Regions from separate parts of the Homo sapiens genome. Here all the other regions are linked to region 3. Evidence: chromatin contacts called from ENCODE Hi-C or POLR2A ChIA-PET data. All regions are on one chromosome and are shown on one strand. The core of a region is the stretch at or near the end of the contact, and the rest is flanking DNA. Distances in the headings are between cores, read along the strand shown.

What was found. Hi-C counts contacts between places; a loop is a spot of excess contacts on that map. ChIA-PET counts read pairs that join two places held with the same protein, here RNA polymerase II (POLR2A). Pooled maps may share reads with other maps.
Region 1: a loop to region 3 is called in a pooled map, with 4 times the contacts of the local background. The contact joins two enhancer-like sites. A Hi-C loop is called at or near these places in 2 of 168 maps with a recorded cell type or tissue (Caco-2 and PC-3) and 2 of 50 pooled maps.
Region 2: a loop to region 3 is called in a map with no recorded cell type, with 4 times the contacts of the local background. The contact joins two enhancer-like sites. A Hi-C loop is called at or near these places in 2 of 168 maps with a recorded cell type or tissue (prostate gland and sigmoid colon), 4 of 37 single-sample maps with no recorded cell type and 3 of 50 pooled maps. POLR2A ChIA-PET finds 5 or more read pairs at or near these places in 1 of 52 experiments (H1).

The regions. Positions count from the first base shown.
Region 1 is chr13:33,227,285-33,231,071 of GRCh38, reverse strand. All of the region lies in intron 1 of STARD13 (StAR related lipid transfer domain containing 13), which reads left to right. Among named protein-coding and RNA genes, the nearest start is that of STARD13-AS, 48 kb to the left of the region's middle. Within about 2 kb of position 1,936, at least 15 of the 41 ENCODE cell types and tissues checked have a DNase peak (open chromatin) inside an H3K27ac peak, as active enhancers do.
Region 2 is chr13:33,031,712-33,035,059 of GRCh38, reverse strand. All of the region lies in intron 1 of KL (klotho), which reads right to left. Among named protein-coding and RNA genes, the nearest start is that of KL, 17 kb to the right of the region's middle. Within about 2 kb of position 1,563, at least 4 of the 41 ENCODE cell types and tissues checked have a DNase peak (open chromatin) inside an H3K27ac peak, as active enhancers do.
Region 3 is chr13:33,108,797-33,112,608 of GRCh38, reverse strand. It overlaps STARD13 (StAR related lipid transfer domain containing 13), which reads left to right. Exons shown (of 14, transcript NM_178006.4): 10 at 717-831; 11 at 1,702-1,923; 12 at 2,519-2,736. Among named protein-coding and RNA genes, the nearest start is that of KL, 94 kb to the right of the region's middle. RefSeq lists enhancers at 2,780-2,869, 2,970-3,029. Within about 2 kb of position 1,633, at least 19 of the 41 ENCODE cell types and tissues checked have a DNase peak (open chromatin) inside an H3K27ac peak, as active enhancers do.

The DNA of each region.
Region 1 (3,787 bases), core at 687-3,186, 120 kb before region 3:
AACTGGGATGGTAGGTCATCCTATATATAGCCCAACTTAAACTCTATCTCCTTCTAAGCTAGTGTCCCAATCTCTCCAGTTGGAAATAAGTATTATTTTCTCTCTTCTTTATATGCCCACAACATTCTGACTATGCCCGTATCTTGGCACTTCACAGGTATTAGAGTTCTTTCCCAAGTGTTTCTGCTTCCTTCACCAGGTTCTTAGCATCTTGCAGTTATGGTTCTTCCATCCTCCTCAGTGCCTCGCTGGCACTTTGCACATCAGGGGTACTTAAGAGTACTTTGCATAAACTGAACAAATTAATCATTCAAACATAAAATGAGTAAAGACCGACCTTACGTGTCATAATGGACTAAGTAAACAGTGTTTTAGAAGAGATAATGTGATTCTCAGATGAATCAACATGAGGATAACAGGAAATAGGCTGAGATTTCAGCAAAAGAGAATTCTTGTGCATCAGAAAGCAGCCCTTGACCGGAAAGGGTGATGAAAAAAAGTGGATATAGCTTACAAAAGAAGATTATGAAAGCTCCACTCTCAAAATCATTCAGCAGTATCCCAGCATTCATGAATGTTTGTTTAAAATGAAGATTTTTCTGAAATAAAGGGCTGGGCAAAGTAATGTTGGAGGCAGTGTTCAGGCAGGCTGCCTCCAGGAAACCCAGGGTGCCAGGATGAGTATTCTCCCTATTTCTACCAGAGCAGCCACGCCTCTTCTTCTTTCTAACCAAGGTAGGATGTGCATGTACTGGCTTTTTCCTGTCCAAGTTGTGGCTGTTTAGGTTTAGAAGTCAAGAGCGTGACAGTAAAACTAACTAGCTGCAGATGATGATCTTATGTTGCAGCTGAATACTTTTCCAATACAAGATTTATCTGGGGACATAAGACTCAGTGAATTACCATTTGCCATGGTCTTCACTGGAGAACGATGGCTACAATCTCCTTCTTCCCCATGTGGACTGACCATCTGCTCCCAATAATTGCAAATTCGCTTCCAGGCCTCATAATGTCTCCCTGTGTTCTTGCTTGTCTTTGAAATGCCTCAGGCAACTGCTCTTCTCTCCAATGGAGCAGCCACAACAGCTGTGGGATTCACTAGGGTTTGTCTCTGCTCCATTTCTGGCAGCAGGCAACCACCACTAAGCCACTCTCCAAAAAAGCCTGCAAATTGTGAACCCATTAAGGTTTAACTCCTGGGGGACAACAAAGAGAGCTGCCTTTGAATGTGAGCTCTGTGTGCCTCACTGAGGCTTCTGGCACAGGGGCTTGTCCTCAGGGCCAGGGTGATGCGTAGGGAAAGTTACAAGCTTCTGAGGGAATATTTTCACAGGTTTTCCAAACAAAGGGTTCTTTCTTCCAACCCCATACAACTCTCTTCTGATTGCTAATTAACCAAAGCTAGTGAAAAACAGGCCATTTCTGTAAATAGACTAGAAGTAGTGTGTGTGTGTGGTGTGTGTGCACGCGTGCACTCGCGTGTCCATGCCTGGCACGGGTGATGTGACTTTTAGTATTTTTCGTCTTTGTTTGTGTTTGTTCAAGCAGACCATGAAATGAATGAAAGTCTGTTTTGAGTTCGACAAGAGATAAAGGGATGTTACAGGGCATCTTGTCCTTCTGGTAATTTTTCCAGTGCTCACGCAGTCTTGCGGTTGTCCTGGCAAATCGAATATGTTAAGTGTTTTGCTTTAAGTTGCCCTCTTTCCTCTTAAGTTGAGAGTTTCCACAGTCTTCACCATAGGGTCGGTTTTGGTCTGTGTCATCTCAGTGTCCTGGCCGTATCTCAACTGTCTTCCCCTGTTTACTTCCATGGAGTCGCTATTTAGGAAGTCCCTTTTCAGCCCATCTGCCTTAAATCACTGCATTGTTTACTTTCCCACCAAGGAGTTTTCCCTCCGTTGGTTGCATGCCTTTTAGATTGAGTATGCATTTGAAGATCTAGAAGCCCATACAGGCTGCTGGCAATTTTTATTCAGGCTGCTTCACCACTTGGTGCAGTCTTCCACCTAGTCAAAGCCTGCCAGAGTCTGCTGGCCTTTTGGAATGGTTGCTGAAGTCTTCAAAGCCCTACTTCTTTTAACTTTGCTTTTGTGGTTACATATGAGTAGTTTCATAAGTTTTGCAATTTGGTATCTTGGAGTTTTGAAACAATGTTGCATTTTGATTATTTTATCCACAATTATGATACTTACTGTGAGGTTACGTACCAATTAGATCCTTGTCTTACTCGTGTCTAATCAATATTTCTTATTTGTTTTAATTCTGGCCTTTTTGGTTATCAGACTCTACGTGATGGGGGAAAAAAGCTCTTCACAGGCCTCTAGTGGACATGTAGTGGAACTGCAGAAATCTTGTATTCGAAGGTGTAAAACTGTGGTGTGACCCATGTCCGAATTAGCAATCACAAACATGTTATTCATTTAGTATTTAATTTAAAGATAAATAGTATGCTTGGAAGCAAGGAAGATAGGGATACTGGTGGAATCAAACTCTTGGTTGACTAACCACAGAATATGACCAGGTTGTCCACTGTCGCCTGTTGTCCTCTGAACTGAGTTTCTTTCACTAAGGAGTCCACACAGTCTCTGTTTTATAACAGGAGCTCAATTTTAACTTCCAAAAAAAAAACACTGTAAATGAACTGTACTCTTAATTCATTTTTTATCAATGATTTTTATGAAGAATGCCTGATATTTTAATAGATTCATAGTTTAAATAAGAAACAATCAGTATGAATGTTTCTTCTCAAAAGAGTTGAAAATAATATGTCTCTATAAAGAAATACATGGGGGAGTAATGTGGTCCAGAGGCAACCTCAGCCTTCGCCAGAGGCTGCAATCCACCAGAATCCACTGGGGCTCCCTCCCAGCCTTCAGTGATTTTCCATGAGCACTCCATGTACTCTTCATGCTTCTGTGCCATGCTTTTATGTTGCCTTTGCCTGAAATAACTCCTCCCTTCCACCACTTCCCCACCTGGCAAAATTCTTCATGTCCTTACAAATCCAAGTCAAATGTTCTTTTTTATTTGCATCTCCCTTCCCCCACCACGCAACTGTTAAAAACTGCTCTGCGTTGTTTCGTTTTACGATCGCACATTCAATCTATCATTATGTTCATTTGTAAAGGGCCTGTCTCTTTCTTCTGATGGGCTTTGAGCTTCTCACATGTTGTCAGGATGGTGTTGTGCTTTGCAGTATTCTCCTCATCACTTTAACCTCAGTACCTGACACAGCTCCTGGCATCTAGTAAAGACTTTTTCAATTAACTGATACTCCTTATGGTGCTTGTCCTAGGAAAAAATGGGAGTGAGGGAAGTGTGCCTCATTTTGTCTTTGGTATCTAGGTTTGCATCCAGCATCTTGCCTCCCTGTTGTACCCCCTCCATAGTCATGTCCAAGTTAAAGTGGTCCTAATACCCTAAATTACCTTTTTCAGGGTATTTGGAGTATAAACCTTATCTCAAATTTAAAATGAAATGCTTTGCCCTAGTGTTAAACAAGAACAGGAATTTCAAGCAATTAGGCTGATGAGAGAGTAGTTTGGGGGAATGGAATGCCTAGCTCTAAATATAGAGTTAATGACTGTCTCTTTTCCCTAAGAATTGGACTAGCTTCACTATTTGTAGAGGAAGTTTCCATGCCTCCTTTTAGATTTAACTTACAAAGTATTTTCAAGGTATTGATATGGAAAGTAGTTCTGGAACAAATTAGGTATCTGTTTAAATCCACATATGGTTGAACTACCTGGGATCGTATTTTAGCTATCTATGAGGACATTGAGAT
Region 2 (3,348 bases), core at 314-2,813, 77 kb after region 3:
GACATGGTGTTAAGTCAAAGTTTTTCATAACACAAACTCCACTTGTGAAATCAACCTATGAGTAGCCTCAGCAATTTTGAAAATCAAAATAGAAGAGATTAGGAAATATCACAGTGCACTGCCTGTAATAATGGTAAGTTTTTTCTGTGAAAATTTTGTTTCAATGGTGTATATTCAACATGGAAAATGCCTTTCTTACTATGGGTCAAGATCAAAAAAGTTTGGAACTCACTGGTCTAAGTGGAGGGGGATTTTCATTCCAGAAGTATTTATTGAGCATCTATTGTGTGCCTGGCATGATTCTAGCACTTTGGGGCACAACAGGGAACAAATCAAAGAAAAACCCGTGCCCTCACGGAGATTCCATTTTAGCAGGAGGAGCGACAACCAACAACAAACATAATAAATGTAAATTATAAAGAATGTTCTAAGGCAATAAGTGCTATGAAGAAATAGAGTGAGGTAAGGAAGGCCTGGGGTGCCACGGAGAGGAGATACATTTTATTTATTTTTTTTTTTGGTGGCACTCACAAGAGTCTTTATTTTCCTTTCATTAAATGTGTTGTGATTTTCATCTTTTCATTTACATCTCTACAGAACAAAATCCGTTTGTGTCCCTATTAGGCAAGAATCCTTCCCATCGCTATCAGTTTTCTACAAGTTAAAAACTACCCTTACAGAATTTAAAATGCCCTAATCCATGGTAAGCAGCAAATTGAACAAAGGTGCACTGCCTTCTTCACCCCCAGAGAATGAGGATAGGAGAATGGGATTAACTAGGCAGGCCTGCCTGAGGCCTCAGTCCAGATGGACACCAATAATCCTGCCTCATTTCCAAGTCTAGGAAAATTTTCTGTACAGTCTCCCTTTGTGATCATAAATAATCTCCAAAGATTATATTTTATCACACAGAAAAACCTGGTTTCCTTGAGCTTTAGCCAGATTCATTTACAAATGTTTGACAAGGGGTGTTAATTAACACTCTATAAGCCTCTTGGCTCTACAGTGTACAGCATATTAAATTCAAAGAAACAGCTTCTGTCTGGGGATTTCATAAGGAATCTCAGATTGCCTTTTCAAAAGAAGGCAATCTGAGGGTGTGTGTTCATCTTTTTTAAAAAAAAATGCTTTTATACTAGAGGGTTTGTGTTTGTCTGTTTTTATCTTTTTTAAAAAAATGATCTTATTGGTTCTTCTATTCAGAAGCTAAAAAAACAAGCCCAATAAATTCATTATCACACAGTTTCATCCACAGCACCTGTAAATTTGGTGACTTCCTGTCTCCTCGAGGCCCCCAGAAGTAGTCAGTCTTCTCCGCTGCTCGTAAAGTGGGTTGCTGGAAGTAGAGAAGACTAGTTCCGGGGGCCTCCAGGAGACAGGAAGTCACCAAATGGGGGTGGTTAGAGGTGTGCCTCCTTTGAGAAGGAGCTTGTGACCATAGACTTAAGGAAAGTGAAGGGTTGGTTCTGTGGCTATGGCGGTAGGGCAGGTTGGGAAGAACCTTCCAGGCAGGGAGAAGAGTAAAAAAAAATAATGCCCCAAGGCACAAATGCAAGACCTTCAGTGTGGCTGGATGGCGTGGGGCAGCGGGGCAGGAGTCAGAGTTGAGACAAAATGTGTTGAAACACCTTTGAGAGTGTTTCCAGAACAGGGAACTGCAGCGTTAACTGCTGCTTGATCCCCTGTGACGAAAGGGAAATTTTTAAAACGGCAAGGCTTAAACGTGAAAGGAAAAGATAAAAAGCTTTTTAATCAAATTGTAAATGACATGGTTTTTCACTCTCCCATCTCCCGTATTTCTCACTGAGTAGCAGTAAACACAGGAAACAGCCACGCATAAGTTATACTGTAACTCCTCATAAAGGATCCTCTGGCTTCTTTCATTTTTCGGAAATGAGAATTGTGAAGGAAGAAAAAAGAGAGATCTGAATTGAAATGCACTTTTTCAGGACTGCTATTTGAGTTATCATGTAATGATTATTTCATTAAGCAAATATTTACTCAATAGACAAATTATTATGCTGGGCATCGTGAGGGGTCAAACATAGGTACATAGAATAATTACAGTATAAGTCTGAAAGTGAAAACGCCAGAAGATGGATTTTTTTTTTAATGCAATGGCGATTCAGAGGAAGGAAAGATTCTTTCTTGCTGAGGGAAATCAAGGAAGTCTTCCTGTAGGAGGTAGTTTCTAAACCTTATATTGAAAGATGTAGATCCTGGAGAGACGGAAAAAGGCATTCCAGGCAGATCACTGTGAGCTGGAAAGCCAGTGATGCTGTGGCAAAATGTATTTTTTACAGAAAATAGATGGGTATCTCCCATGCCCCATGATCTTTTACGATATAACCTGGCTGTTCCTCCCATTGGCGGATCTGTGGACCCTCCCCCTTGAATCTGTGGGCATGTGACTGCTCTGATAGAAATGAAGCTACATGATATCAAGAATAAGTGAAAAGAAGAAGAAGAAGAAGAAAAGAAGTCCATACCACTTCCTCCTAGTTCTCTTGGGATGCTTGCCGGGAGGGAAGCTAGTTTCCATGTACAGAGGCTACTAATCTGAGACCACTTGTGTAAGCGAGGCCAACAGAGATGCTCTGGTCCACAGCCAGGCTCAACCGCGGATCACATGTGTGAGCCGTCTTGCATGCCCCACCCCGTTCAAGCTTCAGATGACTGCGGACCAGAGAAAAACTGCGTGGGTGAGCCCTCCCCTAATCCTGACCCATAAGTTTGTAAACCAAATAAAATGGTTATTTAAAGCAATTAAGTCTGGGGGAATTACGCAGAAATAGTAATGGGAACAGATGTATCTGGGTTAGTGTTTTTGTAATGATGTAATGATGACACTCTCAGATGTCAATTAAGGTTAAAGACGTTAGTGGCAAGTCATGACTAACATTCTTGTCCATTTCAGATGCTGATGTGGACGAGGATGGTCTAGGCATTTGCTAGCACACCCCTAGATGTAACCTGTGCAATGCGGGAGGCAGCCTGGAGTCATGGAATGTACACTGGGAATAGGGGTTCAGAAAACCTGAGTTTTGACCCCAGCTCTGACCCTTGGTACCCACAGGAAAGTCAGCTAAACTCTCTGGGTCTCTCAATGAATTTACCTGCCCCAAAATACAAAAAAAAAGGACTCTAGAAATTATCAAGCATTATCCAGTGGTATGGGTTTTTTAAATTACTTTAAATTAATAAATGCATTTATATAGTTTAAAATCAAATAGTACCAAAGGCTTATCATGAAAACAGTAAGCATCTCCCCCAATCCCGTCTCTAACCCTCACTCCTGCTCCCCACTGGCAACCTTTTAGCTCTTTCTTCTCGTAATAACTATCATAT
Region 3 (3,812 bases), core at 384-2,883:
ACAGATTATAGATAGATAGGTAGGTAGATAGATCAACGATAGGTAGATGATAGATTGATAGATAGTTGATACATAGATGATAGATGACAGCTAAATAGATAGATGATAAATAGATGGTAGATGATAAAGAGAGATAAATAGATGATTGATAGGTAGATAATAGAGATAGATAATAGATTATAGATAGATAAAATGTGTCTCATGCTACATTTCAACTTCAGGATTTGTCAACACTCTTTTCATAATCAGAAAATCTTGTGAGACACCCTAATTCACGGGGCTCAGATTCATAGAATTATTGAGCTAGCATTGAAGAATGCCAGCTGTGATCCAGAAAGCTTGAGTTTTATGTTGTCTGTGTGAGTGAGGAGGAAAACATACACAAAGTAGTATTTTACAATTTTTAAAAGGCTATATTTAAGACCAAAGCACAGGAGCTTGCAGTTAAGGGGTTTCAAACTTTGGAAAAACAGATTAATTTTGTCCCCTGCTGTTCTTCCTGCCCTTTAGTTTTCCAAGATTTTTCCTTGTGAACTGTCAGACTGTTAGCCTGATTCAGATATCTAAGATATGTGATCATTGTTTTTATTTGGAAACGCAAAAGCCTGGGATCTGGATAGCATCTGGGTATAAACAGAAAACAAAAGGGATGAGTTTGGTATTGTGACAAGCTCGTTGGTGTGGGATCTGCTTAGCACACTCACGTTCAATTACAGAGTCATACAGAAGAAATATGCCACTGGGAAGCCAGATCAAAAGGACCTCAACGAGAATCTGGCAGCAGCTCAGGGGCTAGCGCACATGATCATGGAATGCGACAGACTTTTTGAGGTGAGCAAAAGGCTCGAACCTCCGCCTCCCTAGTAGCTCTTGGAACTAGATAAGACGCTTGGGATTGTTGCTACATTTATGGTTTCTATCTGTTTGTTCCTGATTTTATGACAATAGTATATGTTATAGCTCTGGTGTTTGCTTCCAAGAAAGCTGAGGAGCTAGCTATACAATTGAGGCTTTGATAAAGACACTTGGGATTACCATACTGATGGTTTTTATGCAAACAGTGCATCACCTGCCATTATCAGGTTCAAGGCCAGTCAGCCAATTATGTTCTATTTGATTTTACCTTGGAGCTTGATTAGGTTAAACATCTGTGTGAGTGTGTGTATGATACTGAGGAATCTTTGTTGCTAAGAACCAATGACAGCTTATGAATACAGCCACAGATATGTAAAAGAAGTAAGTGAACCAGACTTGTGGCATACTTTTGTGATAGAATTGGCATTTGTCAATGGGAAAAGTGTGCTAAAAAAGTAAAGCTATTCCCAAGTCATGTTTGATGTTTCCCTTCACAAGTCTGTCTGTTTTAAGTCTTATTCATAGTGGGTAAAGTTGTCTGAGCCCATATTTTGCCAAACTGAATAAAAAGACAGTAAAGGTAAAATAAAAGGGAAGTGAAAATAATAAAGGGGAAGTCATTGCAATGTTTTGAATAATAAATACAGCCTCAGAAACATGTTTGTATTTCCTGACTTTAGGAAGGCCCCTCCCGGCCTTGGCAATGATCTTAGAAAAACATCTCTGGCCGTGTGGCCCTCGGCCCGTGGCTCAGAGCCGGGTTGTGGGTGAAATGGCTTTGCTTTCTTTGAGTCTCGGCGTTTCTTTGGCTCAGTGTGTTGCCCTTTCATGCATCCGTTGGTCTAGGTTCCACACGAGTTGGTGGCCCAGTCTCGTAACTCGTATGTGGAGGCTGAGATCCACGTGCCAACCCTGGAAGAATTGGGGACACAGCTGGAGGAGAGTGGGGCAACTTTCCACACTTACCTGAACCATCTCATCCAGGGCCTCCAGAAAGAAGCCAAGGAGAAGTTCAAAGGATGGGTCACGTGCTCCAGCACGGACAATACAGATCTTGCTTTCAAAAAGGTAATCTCAGAGGATGGAAAAAGATCACCCCCAGAAAGCCACAGCTAACAATCAGACATTTGTTTTTGCATTGAAAACAGCTGCTGTGTCCACAGGGCTTGGCACACACGCGGACAGTTAAGGCACATGAACCATTCAAAGAACTCAGTCCAGAGATCTGTTGCCTATAATCAGAGAGTAAACTATGGAGCCGGACAGCTGGATCCCGGTCCTGTCTCTCCCCCGTAGCTGTGTGATGTTGGGCAAGTCACACACCTCTCTGTGCCTCAGTTTTCCCATTTGCAAAATGGACATTGTAAGAGTACCACTGTCGGAGGAAGGCTAATTTACAAACCAAATGGCTTAGAATAGTTCCTGGCACACAGTAACCACTAGGTGTGTTGGTGATTATTATTTTTATCATCATTATTATTCTTTTAAGCTTAAGGACTAAAATGTTACAGCTGAGGTATGTAGTATCACTCTCAATTTACATAATCAGTGATGGTTTTTGAACACCCAGCAAGGTATGATAGCAAAACTAAAAGCCCAAACAAAAAATGTTGGACCCATATCCCAGACAACCTCTTCAGCTTCTGACGTTGTCTTTCCCAAGGTGGGCGACGGGAACCCGCTGAAGCTGTGGAAGGCTTCTGTGGAGGTGGAAGCACCCCCCTCAGTGGTCCTGAACCGCGTGCTGAGAGAGCGCCACCTGTGGGACGAGGACTTTGTGCAGTGGAAGGTTGTGGAAACTCTAGACAGGCAAACAGAGATCTACCAGTATGTGCTGAACAGCATGGCTCCCCATCCTTCCAGAGACTTTGTGGTTCTCAGGTGAGCCTGACTCTAGGGTTTATGATGTTCTGTTCCAAAGGCAGGACGCGAACTGTAGATGTGAGCACTTCTCCTGGTGTCTCCCACCAAAGTCCAGCCTCCACGGGGAACACTAAGCCGGCTCTTGTTTCCCTCAGTGACATCTGAGTTTTCTGTGTCGATGCCCGACTTCCTGTGTCTTTTCACCCAGCCTACAGCTCTGCCTGGGCTCTCTGATTGCCCCTCTCCTTGTGGAGCACACAGTTTATTAGGCCATAAATATTATTCATTTCCTCAGAGCAGACGGCCCAGAAAAGCTGCTGTTTGTCCGGTTGCACTTTCTGCCAAATTATGCAAATGGATCTGACTGGCTTTTCTTCTGATTTTGTTTTTCTCCCCTGGGAAAGTGTGTGTAACTCTCAAGACTGGAGTAGGTTTGACTTCAGAACTCATCTGTATAACTTCAGATGCTCATAGCTATTACTATGCTCAGAAACCTTGGCACTGCCCTGGAGGTCCAGAAAATCTTGTTGATTCTGTGTCTGCCAAGGAAATATTTCTTCTGATTGATGTAAGGGTTGAGTTCCAGACCCCTGTTCTTGGGGTTTGGAAGGGGATGCTCAACCAATGATAGAAAGTTTGCACAGTAGAGATGCAGTGTTGCATCAGCCAGAACAGAAATTGAGGGTGCTAAAGAACCTGAATAGAAGGTAATTAGATCAATATATCCTTTTTTATTGAAAATCTTGGCAAGCCTTGTCTCATGTCACAGATCAGCAGTGTAAAAGGAACCTATTGTGAAACTCCCAAATGTATATTTAAAACGCTTTCTTTATGAAACCAGTTTTGATGGCAAACTAAAGGTTACTTTTCACATGAGCTCTTTATGACTTGGGAATTGGCCCATGGAACCTTGACTTTTAAAGGTCAATTTTCCCTAAATATATGTATTTATCTCTGCTTCCTTGGGATCCTGCTGGAGAATGCAGGCAGTTTATAAGGGTGGCATATTACCAAAGTTATTAGGACATTAGTCATCTGGTGGAATTAAACTTCATGCTTTCACTCCACAAGTGGAAAGTTGAATAGCTGTTGCA